Linked DNA regions of Homo sapiens: region 2 is linked to region 1. A link is a contact called in ENCODE Hi-C or POLR2A ChIA-PET data. All regions are on one chromosome and are shown on one strand. The core of a region is the stretch at or near the end of the contact, and the rest is flanking DNA. Distances in the headings are between cores, read along the strand shown. Region 1 holds the start of RIC8B (RIC8 guanine nucleotide exchange factor B). Region 2 overlaps RIC8B (RIC8 guanine nucleotide exchange factor B).

What was found. Hi-C counts contacts between places; a loop is a spot of excess contacts on that map. ChIA-PET counts read pairs that join two places held with the same protein, here RNA polymerase II (POLR2A). Pooled maps may share reads with other maps.
Region 2: a loop to region 1 is called in a map of heart right ventricle, with 12 times the contacts of the local background. The contact joins the enhancer-like site here to the promoter of RIC8B in region 1. A Hi-C loop is called at or near these places in 17 of 168 maps with a recorded cell type or tissue (Calu3, K562, PC-3 and 9 more) and 26 of 50 pooled maps. POLR2A ChIA-PET finds 5 or more read pairs at or near these places in 3 of 52 experiments (HEK293T, OCI-LY7 and naive thymus-derived CD4-positive, alpha-beta T cell).

Annotation. Positions count from the first base shown.
Region 1 is chr12:106,771,416-106,776,624 of GRCh38, forward strand. It overlaps RIC8B (RIC8 guanine nucleotide exchange factor B), which reads left to right and starts at 3,267. Exons shown (of 10, transcript NM_001330145.2): 1 at 3,267-3,414. The coding sequence starts at 3,331. It overlaps LOC100287944 (a long non-coding RNA gene), which reads right to left and starts at 3,416. Exons shown (of 4, transcript NR_040246.1): 1 at 3,275-3,416. RefSeq lists enhancers at 2,416-2,967, 3,738-3,787 and a silencer at 3,178-3,407.
Region 2 is chr12:106,837,482-106,842,690 of GRCh38, forward strand. It overlaps RIC8B (RIC8 guanine nucleotide exchange factor B), which reads left to right. Exons shown (of 10, transcript NM_001330145.2): 5 at 5,108-5,209. Among named protein-coding and RNA genes, the nearest start is that of RIC8B, 65 kb to the left of the region's middle. Within about 2 kb of position 2,875, at least 7 of the 41 ENCODE cell types and tissues checked have a DNase peak (open chromatin) inside an H3K27ac peak, as active enhancers do; they include endothelial cell of umbilical vein and heart right ventricle, where a contact is called at or near this core.

The DNA.
Region 1 (5,209 bases), core at 2,017-4,516:
AATTAGTGGAATTCTCTGAACTCCAGTTCTGGAGCTGTAGCCAATAGACCAAACTGCCAAGGCTTTAAATTCTGCTTTCTTCTAAAGAAAATGTATTCAAAATATTATAACAGTTGAATTTTAAAAGCTGTTAGCACCAGGTACTCATTAAAGACCTTCAGTTTGGCACATTCCAACTAGCCCATTGTCATGGCAAGAGGAAATGCCACAGCAGGATATATCAAAGTCCAAAATAAATGACTAGTATCTATTTGCAGGCTTTTTCATTGGCCCTAACCTGAAAGTCCATAATATTTTATGTTATCAGAGCCCAGGGTGCTTCTAGCCCTTAACTATACCACTTATTAGCAAACTTCCTTGCTTATGAGCCAGCTAATCAATACTCTGAACTTCCCTTTTCTCTGTAAAAAAGAAAATAGTGCCTCTTATTGATCTTGCAATTTCAGCTATAGTAAGGATTAAATCAAATAATCTATGTGGAGATATTTTAAGAATTTAAAATCTCTATCCATAGATATATATAGGATTACTATATTACTGTTTGTAAGAGCAACGACTTGTGAAAAAATATTTGTTGCTTTGATTACCAAGGCTCTAAATATTAATTCCTTGCTATCATGCCACTCAAGCATCACCAGGAAGTGAAGTCAGAACAGGACTAGAGTCTCTAGTCCCTGAAAGTATCCCGTAACTAATATTCAAGGAGGTAAAGTGATGTAGTGACCTAGGACTCAGCTAGTCTAGGCTCCATTCCCAGAGTCTGCTATTGACCTTGGACAAGCCACTTAATTTTTCTGGAACCAGAGTCTCGTCAGTGGTCAAAAGATGACTTGAATTAGAGTCAAAGATCCCTTTGAGTTACAAAATCAGAATATGAACATTTAATTAAAATTACTAAAGTACAACTTCCCAAGTCATTAATTCATCTCGTTTTACATTTTTTAAATCTCTTTTTAGAAGTACAGAGTTGGAGACTAAAAACATAGCCTATTTCTGGCAAACAGACATTTCAAAGACATGTGTCTGAAATGTCAGAGACCTTCTAAAAGAATTCTAAAGAGAAACATCTCTACGGAAATAAGATACTTTGTGCTCGTTTAATATCGTCTCTGGGAGACCCTTGCTCCAAAAATAAATATATGGATACCCCCAAAGCACTTAATTCTGTACTGGACACAGAGCAGGCACCCAAATACTTTGTTAACAGCTCTCAGTTTTTGTCCCAGTTCTTGTTACTTAACTCATCTGACCCTGTTTTCTTATCTATAAAGTGGGAACAATACCTTCCCCAATGATCCATTGAGATTAGAAGTATTAAAAAGTTCTGTAAACTGTTAAAAACAATTGCAAGATGTTACTATTAGCTTAGAAAATTAGCTAACTATTCCATGACCTTACTAAAATGTGCTTTTTGGAGAGATGGATTAAAATCTTTCTGACTTAATTTATTACAGAGCACCTACCCCAATGCCTGACTCAAATATGCTCAATAAATGTTTGCTGCATGGAAAGTATAATATACAGAAAGACCAAAAGCTCCATAAACTCAGGTCCCATGTTCGTTCTTATTTCCGAATTCCCAGTATCTAGCAGAATATCTACCACAGCATAGAAGAAATTCAATCATTAGATAAATAAACTTTTGCCCCCTCTAGTTCCTCTTCAGCACAGCTCAAGAGGGAGAGACTGGTAGGGGAGACATCAAGGATGATTATGGGTAAAGGCTGCTTGGAATGGAAAACTTGAAATTACTTGGAGAATTCATCCACTTTCCATCAAAAAAAAGCTTGGGAGAGCAGAAAGAGCACAGGCTCTGAGTTCAAATTCAGTTTCCAAAAATCTGCAATTTTGATAAATTAACCAACTAACCTCTCCAAGACTCAGTTTCCTCATCTTAAAATGAGAATAACTCATATGGGTGCTCACTAGAATGGAAGCTCCATGAAGGCAGGGACTTTACTTTGGGCCCACTGTATCCACACTGCATTTAACAGCACCTGGGCACAGCACAGGCTCTCAAATATTTGTTGAATGAATGTGTATGAAATTGATTGAGCTAACACAGGTGAAGTATTAACAGAGTGCCTGACACGTAATTACCACCGGGGCAATGGGAATCTTTGTCATCACCACCACCGCTACTGTATCGGTATTATTACAGTTCCCGGAGGTCGTAGAGCGGCCGCTTCGGGGGGAAAGGCCTGGTTTCAAACCTCGACTTTCCCATTCTCTGGCCGTGTGACTTAGGATAAATTACTGAAACTATTCGGGTTCCTTTTTATTTCCACAAAAATTTGTGTTGGGAGAATTAGAGGATATAGGGAAATTACCTAAGAGAGTCTGGAGCCCCGGTGGCACGAGATGCATGCTAGAGATTAGTATTAAGGCAGAAAATCGCCGAGTCCTCTTTTATCCAGATAACTGCCTTCAATTATTTCCCACATTACTGTAGCTGAGTACATAACAAGAACGCAAATAAGGGTGGAAGGAATTCCCGAGACCGAAACCGCTAAATGAGAAAAGGGAATTAAACCGTGCTTGACAGTTCCCACCAAGGGATGGCAGTTTCCGCGACCGTCGGCCAGTCCAGCCAGCCCAGCCAGCCGAGACTGAAGCAGGACAGTCAGCGACATAACGAACAAAACCGAAGCAGACGCTTAGACCCTCCCTCTAACGGTCTCCCCGCCGCTGGCCTCAGGCGGCCGCCAGACTCCCGTTTCCGGCCCTCGCGGTACCACAGTTCCCAGCATGCCCTTGGCGGGAATTCTTTCCGGCTGGATGACTACCAATCCCAGCATGCCATTCGGCACGCCAGTAAATTAGATGGAAGAGCGGGATAGCCCCATTGCATGCAGGGAATTGCAGTCCATTTAGCGGCTGGTTCATAGATGGGCGGGGAAGAGCCGGGTTGCTCTAGTCCTTTGAGAATGATTCATAGAGGAGGGTCAGGAAAGAAGAACGGTTCAGTCTGTGAAAGCCCCCTTAAAAGACTGGACAGTTCTCCGAGGGAGGGAGAGGCAGGAGAGCAAGCAGGGCCTTGGGCCTGACTCCGCCTCGGTCCGCTAGCCAGGCCTCGACCGAGTCCTGGGCCTTGTCAGGGGCGGCCGTGAGGCGCCGGTTGCTGGGGGAGCGGTGACGTCGCGGGGTGAAAGTTGAGGGGCGGTGACGTCGGGCCGGCCCGGGCGGAGGCTGGCGGGTTGGAGGCAGGACGGAGGGAGGGAAAGAGGGAAGGAAGGAAGCTGGGAAGGAGCGAGCGGGGGCGCGAGGCGTTTACCTGGAGGCAGCGGCTTGGGCGCGCAGAGCGGCCGCGGCTCCCCCGCACCTGCGGCCATGGATGAGGAGCGCGCCCTCTACATCGTCCGGGCCGGCGAAGCAGGGGCTATCGAGCGGGTCCTGAGGGATTACAGCGACAAGGTAAAGAGTCCTGGCCCCGGGCGTGCGGTATCGCACCCCCGGGCCGCCCTCCGTGCTTGCACATCGCATCCTTCCCCACCCCCCTCATTCCGGGGATGCGCATTGCTCTCCCCCGAAAACGTTTCCGGCTTGGGCATGCGTGTTTGTGCCCCCAGCCTTTTCCATCCATGCATCCTGCATCCCACTACCCCCACTGTAGCGCCCACTCCTCTGATTCCTGGCCCAGCAGCTTGACCTCCGGTCCTCCTCTCAAGCGTGCAAGTCACACCCCCGGAATCCGTAGATGTGCATCTGTGCCCCGTGCCCCACTCCTGGATGCATAAATGCATGAGAGGCTTCCTCACCTGTATAGCATAAAAATACGTGCTTCCCTGCATAAACACGGCCCTTGACATGCATCAAATGTATCAGCAACGATGGCAGTTTCTATACGTTTAGCACTGTACGGTTTTCAAGGCATTGATGTCTCATCTATGGTCTCCTTTGATCCTCAGAGTGTTTATAGGGTAGATGGTATCATCCTCCCCATTTTATAGATGAGGAAACCGAGGTGCAAAGAGCTGAAATCACGCCCAAGGTCATGGACATATAATGTTGTAAGTGGGTGGAGAATGTAACTCCTAATGATACCTGTTATTTGTATCGCATTAACAGCTTTCCTATCCATTATCTTATTTAATCTTACAGCAATCCTGTGAGGTATTATCTGCATTTTGCAATTGAGACTCTAGATTGGTTAAGTAACTTGCCCAAGGTCATACTTGGAGCTGGTATTCCAGTTTAGTTCTTTCCACTTCACAACTCTGCGTAAAAGAGTATCTTGTTATAAATCCCAGTCACTTCTCAGAACCTCTTTCCAAGAACCGTTAGCTCTTCATTACTTTTCCTTCCAGGAATTTTACATGCTCACTTCAAAAGATAGCCTACCACACCTTTATCCTTTGGTTTAGAAGACTGCTTTATAGGAATGACTGGCGACTCCCTTCTGTGAAAACACACCCAACACCAAGTCACAACCTAGCTGTTAATGTTTTTCTTTCTTTTGCCCCCGTACATCGTCTCCCCTTCAGTGTTTGCTTTGTGTCCACCACTGCATCCATCCACTTTGTATTACTGACAATTGGTGTCTTATTTTTGAATCTTTTCCACCCGGGGCAGAAATGGCATACTGGTGGCTGAATTCCCGTTTAATCTTCCCAACAACCCTGGGAGGAGAGTGATGGTATTCCCCAATTCACAAATGATAAAATTTAGAATGATAATGTGGTCCCAAGTCCACACAGCCACTGAGAGATAGAGCTGAGATTTGAATTTACGTTGTCCAACTCCAAGTCCAGCGAGCGCTCTTTCTGCCGTACTGTGTTGCTTTCCTTGGGAAGATTCATAGGTTCTATCTATTCATATCTTAGCTCCTTCACTTTCTGATACACTTTATTGTTGAACATGTCTGCCTAATTTAGGAATAACTCATTCAATGCATAGTTGTACATATTGTGGAGATTATGATTTAACCCGATTTATTACTGCTTTCCAGAAAAGATATAAGGCAGCTTCAAACTGATTTTCAGAAGCAAGAAATGCAAAGAGAACTTGGCCATTTGTTGAATCAACTAATGTTTATTTAGCACTTACTATATGCCAGATACCCAGCAATAAATAGGAATTTGTTTCTGTAGGGGAGGAAGGAGGAAAAACCTTCAACTGGATATAATCACGTTCTTTAATATTTCTCCTTCCCTTTATGGCTAAACTAATTAGACTCCAGATTTGCTTCCTCCAATTTATCTCTTCTCAT
Region 2 (5,209 bases), core at 1,625-4,124, 66 kb after region 1:
GTCCATGCCAGAGAATAAGTTCTGTGAGGACAGGAATTTTTTCTTTATTTTCTTTGTGATACCTGCCTGAAATAGTGCCTGGCATAAGTAAATAATAAATAATTACTGGATTGAGTTAGATTAAATAAAATTATTTATTTACATCTGAAAATCTTTTGTTTTTTTTTTTTTTTTTTTTGACAGAGAGTCTCACTGTGTTGCCCAGGCTGGAGTGCAGTAGTGCAGTCTTGGCTCACTGCATCCTCTGCCTCCTGGGTGCAACCAGTTCTCCTGCTTCATCCTCCCAAGTAGCTGGGATTACAGGCACGCGCCAGCATGCCTGGCTAATTTTTGTATTTTTAGTGGAGATGGGGTTTTAGCACGTTGGCCAGGCTGATCTCGAACTCCTGACCTCAGGTGATCCACCCACCTCAGCCTCCTGAAGTGCTGAGATTACAGGCGTGAGCACCACACCTGGTCGGGGATCGTTCTTTTCGTTGCCTGAATCATTTCAGATGGTTTTATTGTGGTTTGGTTGATACACAAAAAGCTGTACATAGTTAATGTATACAACTTGATGAGTTTGGAATTCTAAGTAAATACCTGAGAGGTATTACCATAATCAAGGCCATAAACTTTGTCATCAAAACAGTTTTTGTATTGGCATAAAACAGACATATTGACCAAAAGAACAAAAGAAAGAGTCCAGAAATAAACTCATGCATATATAGTTATCTTCAACAAGGGTGCCAAGAATACACAATGGGGAAAAAAATAGTCTCTTCAATAAATGGTTTTGGGAAGACTGGATTTCACTAAAAGAATGAAATTGAATCCTTATCTCACATCATACACAAAAATCAACTCAAAATAGATTAAAGACTTAAATGTAAAACCTAAAACAATAAAACTCTTAGAAGAACACTTAAATTAGCCAGGCATGGTGACACACCTGTAGTCTCAGCTACTCCGGAGGCTCAGGTGGGAGGATCACTTGAACTTGAGAGGTTGAGGCTGTAATGAGCTGTGATCACACTACTGCATTCTAACCTAAGCAACAGAACAATACCCTGTCAAAAAAAAAAAAAAAAGAGGGAGGAGGAGCAGGAGGAGCAGGAGCAGGAGACGTGAGAGAAAAAGCTTACGGACATTGGTCTTGGCAATGATTTCTTGGGTATGACACCAAAAGCACAGGCAACAAAAGCAAATATAGACAAGTAGAATTACATGAAACTAGAAAACTTCTGCACAGCAAAGGAAACAGTCAACAAAATGAAAAGGCAGCTTAAGAAATGGGAGAAAGTATTTTCAATCCATATACCTCAAGAGGTTAATATCTAAAACCTATTAAAAAACTCTTAATAGCCAAAAAAAAAACCTGATTTTAAAATGGGCAAAGAACCTGAATAGACATTTAACCAACGAAGACATGCAAACAGACAACAGGTACATGAAAAGGTACTTAACATCACTAATGCAAATCAAAACCTCAGTATCACCTCATACCTTGTTAGAAGGGTTATTCCAAAAAAAAAAAAAAAACCTCAAAAAACAAAAGATAATCGATGGTAAGGATGTGAAGAAAAGGAAATCTTTTTACACTGTTGGTGGGAATGTAAATTAGTATAGCCATTATGGAAAACAGTGTGGAGTTTTCTCAAAAGATGAAAAATAGAATTATTTGATTCAGCAATCACGCTTCTGGGAGTATATCCAAAGGAAATAAAATCACTGTTTCACAGAGATATCTGCATTTTCATCACATGGTCCTTACAGCACTGTTCACAATAGCCAAGATACTGAAACAACCTAAATGTCTATCAGTCAGATGAATGGATAAAATGTGCGTATATATGTATACACACACAGAGCAGAATCAGTAGAGTATTATTCAGCCTTTAAAAAAAGAAGGAAATCCCATCACTTGGAACAACATGGGTGGATCTGGAGGGCATTATGATAAGTGAAATAAACCAGGCACAGGACAAATACTCCATGATCCCACTTTTATGAGGAGTTTAAAATAGTGAAGCTTGTAGAACTAGATAGTAGAATAGTGGTTATCTGGGGCTGGGGAGAGGAGTAAATGGGGAGGTGTCAGTCAAAAGATACAAAGTTTTAGTTATGCAAGATAAGGTCTGGAGATCTCCTGTGTAGCAGAGCCTATAGTTAGCAATACTGTATTGTATACTTAGAATGTTGCTAAGGGAATAGGTCTTACGTTAAGTGCTCTTACCACAAAAGAAAAAAATACTTTTCAAAGATTTTGAGGGGTTTGGGTGCAGTGGCTCACGCCTGTAATTCCAGCACTTTGGGAAGCCATGGCAGGAAGATTGCTTGAGCCCAGGAGTTTGAGACCAGCTTGGGGAGCATAGTGAGACCTTGTCTCTACTAAAAATTAAAAAATTAGCAAGGGGCATGGTGGCGTGTGCGTGTGGTCCCAGCTACTCAGGAGGCTGAGGTGGGAGGATCATTTGAGCCCGGGAAGTCAAGGCTGCAGTGAGCCATGATCATGCCACTGCACTCTGGCCTGGGCAAGAGACTCTATCTCAAAAACAATTTTTTTTAATGAATAAAGAGGGCAAAAGGAAAATCTTTTGGAGATTTTAAGATTCGTTTACATAGACTTTACAGCCTTGAAAAAAGATATGTAAGCCCCAAATATAAAGAAGATACATTTGACCAGCAAGATTTATTAACAGCTATGGATCTACGTGTGCCATATCATGTTCTTCAGTGTAATTTCATGTTTTTGTCCAGCGATTCACAGAGGACTAGATTTTAGATTGCCTTTCCTCTCCCACAACTGACAAGGCTTTAATCAGGGCATTAAGGAGTTCTAAATAGGTCTTGCTTTTGAATCTGCATATCAGGAGGGGGCTGGGAGCATGAGCGGGAGGATGTCATGTCTCAGTGATTAATGATCTCTAGGAAGCTGAAAAGGGGAGTGTAATATACACAGTATTTCTACCCCCTGGAGTAGGAATGCAAACACTATTGTGCAGATCTGTGCATAGTCACTGACTTCCTGGTAGCTGGAGAATTTCATACACTCTTCTACCACAAATAAAACTGTCAGAGAAGTGACAGAGCTCAAAAAGCTGGCCTTCCTTACTTAAAAAGAATAGCTCAAACACAGTGAGCCAGAAAAATTAATTTTGTAGTTGTTTGGAAACCAAGTTGTTAAATAAGAAATAAGAAAATGGGAACTTTTCTTGAAAAGCCTAAAACCTCCAAATATTTGTTGAATCAAACTCTACATTTGGTTTCTTAAATTTACTGAATTCCTGGAAACTGCTTACTTTAAACGAATTTAAAGGGGAAACATTCCTTTGTAATGAAATGACCCATCTGAAACTTTTCAATCTGGTCTCTGGTAGGTTCAGAGCATCATACGGTCAGTGTATTTAAGAGCCTATTGCCTGATGTTTAGGGAAAAAATCATAACATTTCAGAATGGCTTGTATACAGTTTTTGAAAATAATTCTAAGGTAGAGTTATTTCCCCCCTTTTATTCTCAATGAATCTATGGTATTATTTAGTAACAATTTCTAAGTGCTTAAGATAGAAGCAAAACGTTCTGAACTATAGATAAGATAAACTACAGATATTTGCAAAAAAAAGTTTTAAGAGAAAGTTTTGGGGAAAGCTTATATTTCAGCCACCTTTGATTATTTACCAATAACCAAATATAGAGATTTTGTGCATAACACCAGTAGCAGCAGCAGTATTTGGTTTTAGTGAGGGCAATCAAATAACTTGTATTTTACTAGGAACCATTTATTCATATGACTTGTTAAATTATTTTTTGCTCTTGATTCATTTTTTTGATGCCCTATACATTACCACTTTCTGTTCTGCATTGTCTAACTTTTCAACTGACTTGTTACTGGTTTTTATTTTTCCATAATATAAAAAGAAAGGAAATATTCATTCTTGGGGAAGTGGAGCACAATTCAGGGTAGAGGAAAGAAAAATTTTTGTATTTCTATTTCTTTGTTTTTCTGTTTGTTTTGCTTTATTTTTTAGGGTGTCACTATAATCTAAAGTAGAAGGAGCTACTGGTCTAAATTAAGATAGTATCAGATAGATTAAGCTCTAAATTTGGTTTCCAAGTGGTTGGACTTTTAAATTGCATTTGCAGGAGTTTATTTTTAGTCAGGATGTGGTTATTTTTAGATCTGCTTCTCTGTCACTAGGAAATAAAATGCCTGTCTTTCCATTGTTGATCAGGAAGTTCTAAGGCACAGGCATATAAGAGCCAGTTAGCCCAGAACACCACCACTCCTTTTAGATGAAAGAATATGAAATAACTCATGGAAGAAAATATGTTTGTTGAGAACATATCTAATTTTGAAATTGTTAGTGTCATTTTAATCTTTTGTACACTGAACAACAGAACAAGGTTTTTAGGGAATGCCAAAAATATAAGGTTTGGGTTCCCCCTACTGGTGTGCATCCCAGTCTCGTGTATTCATTAATACACAGCTGAAAGGCCTAGGGGCTAGAGATTAGAAATAGCTATATTAACTTCATTTAGAGACCTGATGATAAGAAAGAGAGAAAAAACTCCATTTCCCTTTTTCTGCATATGTCTTACAAAAATTGGGATGATTTTTAAATTGTATTTTCTACATTTAGAAAGAATAAAACTTAATTCTACCATATTTGGTTTATTGTTGTTGCTACTGATAAGCTGCTTATTTTCAGTGTTTCTCAAATGCTTTATGTTGTAATCTAAGGAATAATAAAACACCAGTGGATCCACAAAAGGATTTAAAATCCCAGGGAAGAAATGCAAAGCTAGCATTGTTGCCATAATAAAATTAAGGAGCTGGCATTAAAGCTCACTAATTCCTATTTTAGCATTTCAGAAAGTGACATGACATCATGTGATTGTGTCTGTCTATTCAACATTTGTTTTTTTTCTAATTTGTACAACATATATTTGAAACAGTTTTTTATTTCCTATCTCATAGTAAGTGTCAAGTGTCCATAATGGCTCATTTTTGGAAAAGAAATATTTTAATTGACTCTTAAAAGTCACTTTTGAACTTCTTATTATGTTTGCATTTTAAAGGACTATTCAATCAAGTTAAAATATTGTATTTTTTTAATTGCTTTTCAGCAATGCAGTCAACCTTTTAAGCAATGTTCCAGTCTCTTGTTTGGATGTTCTCATTTGTCCGTTAACCCATGAAGAAACAGCCCAAGAGGCAACGACTCTAGA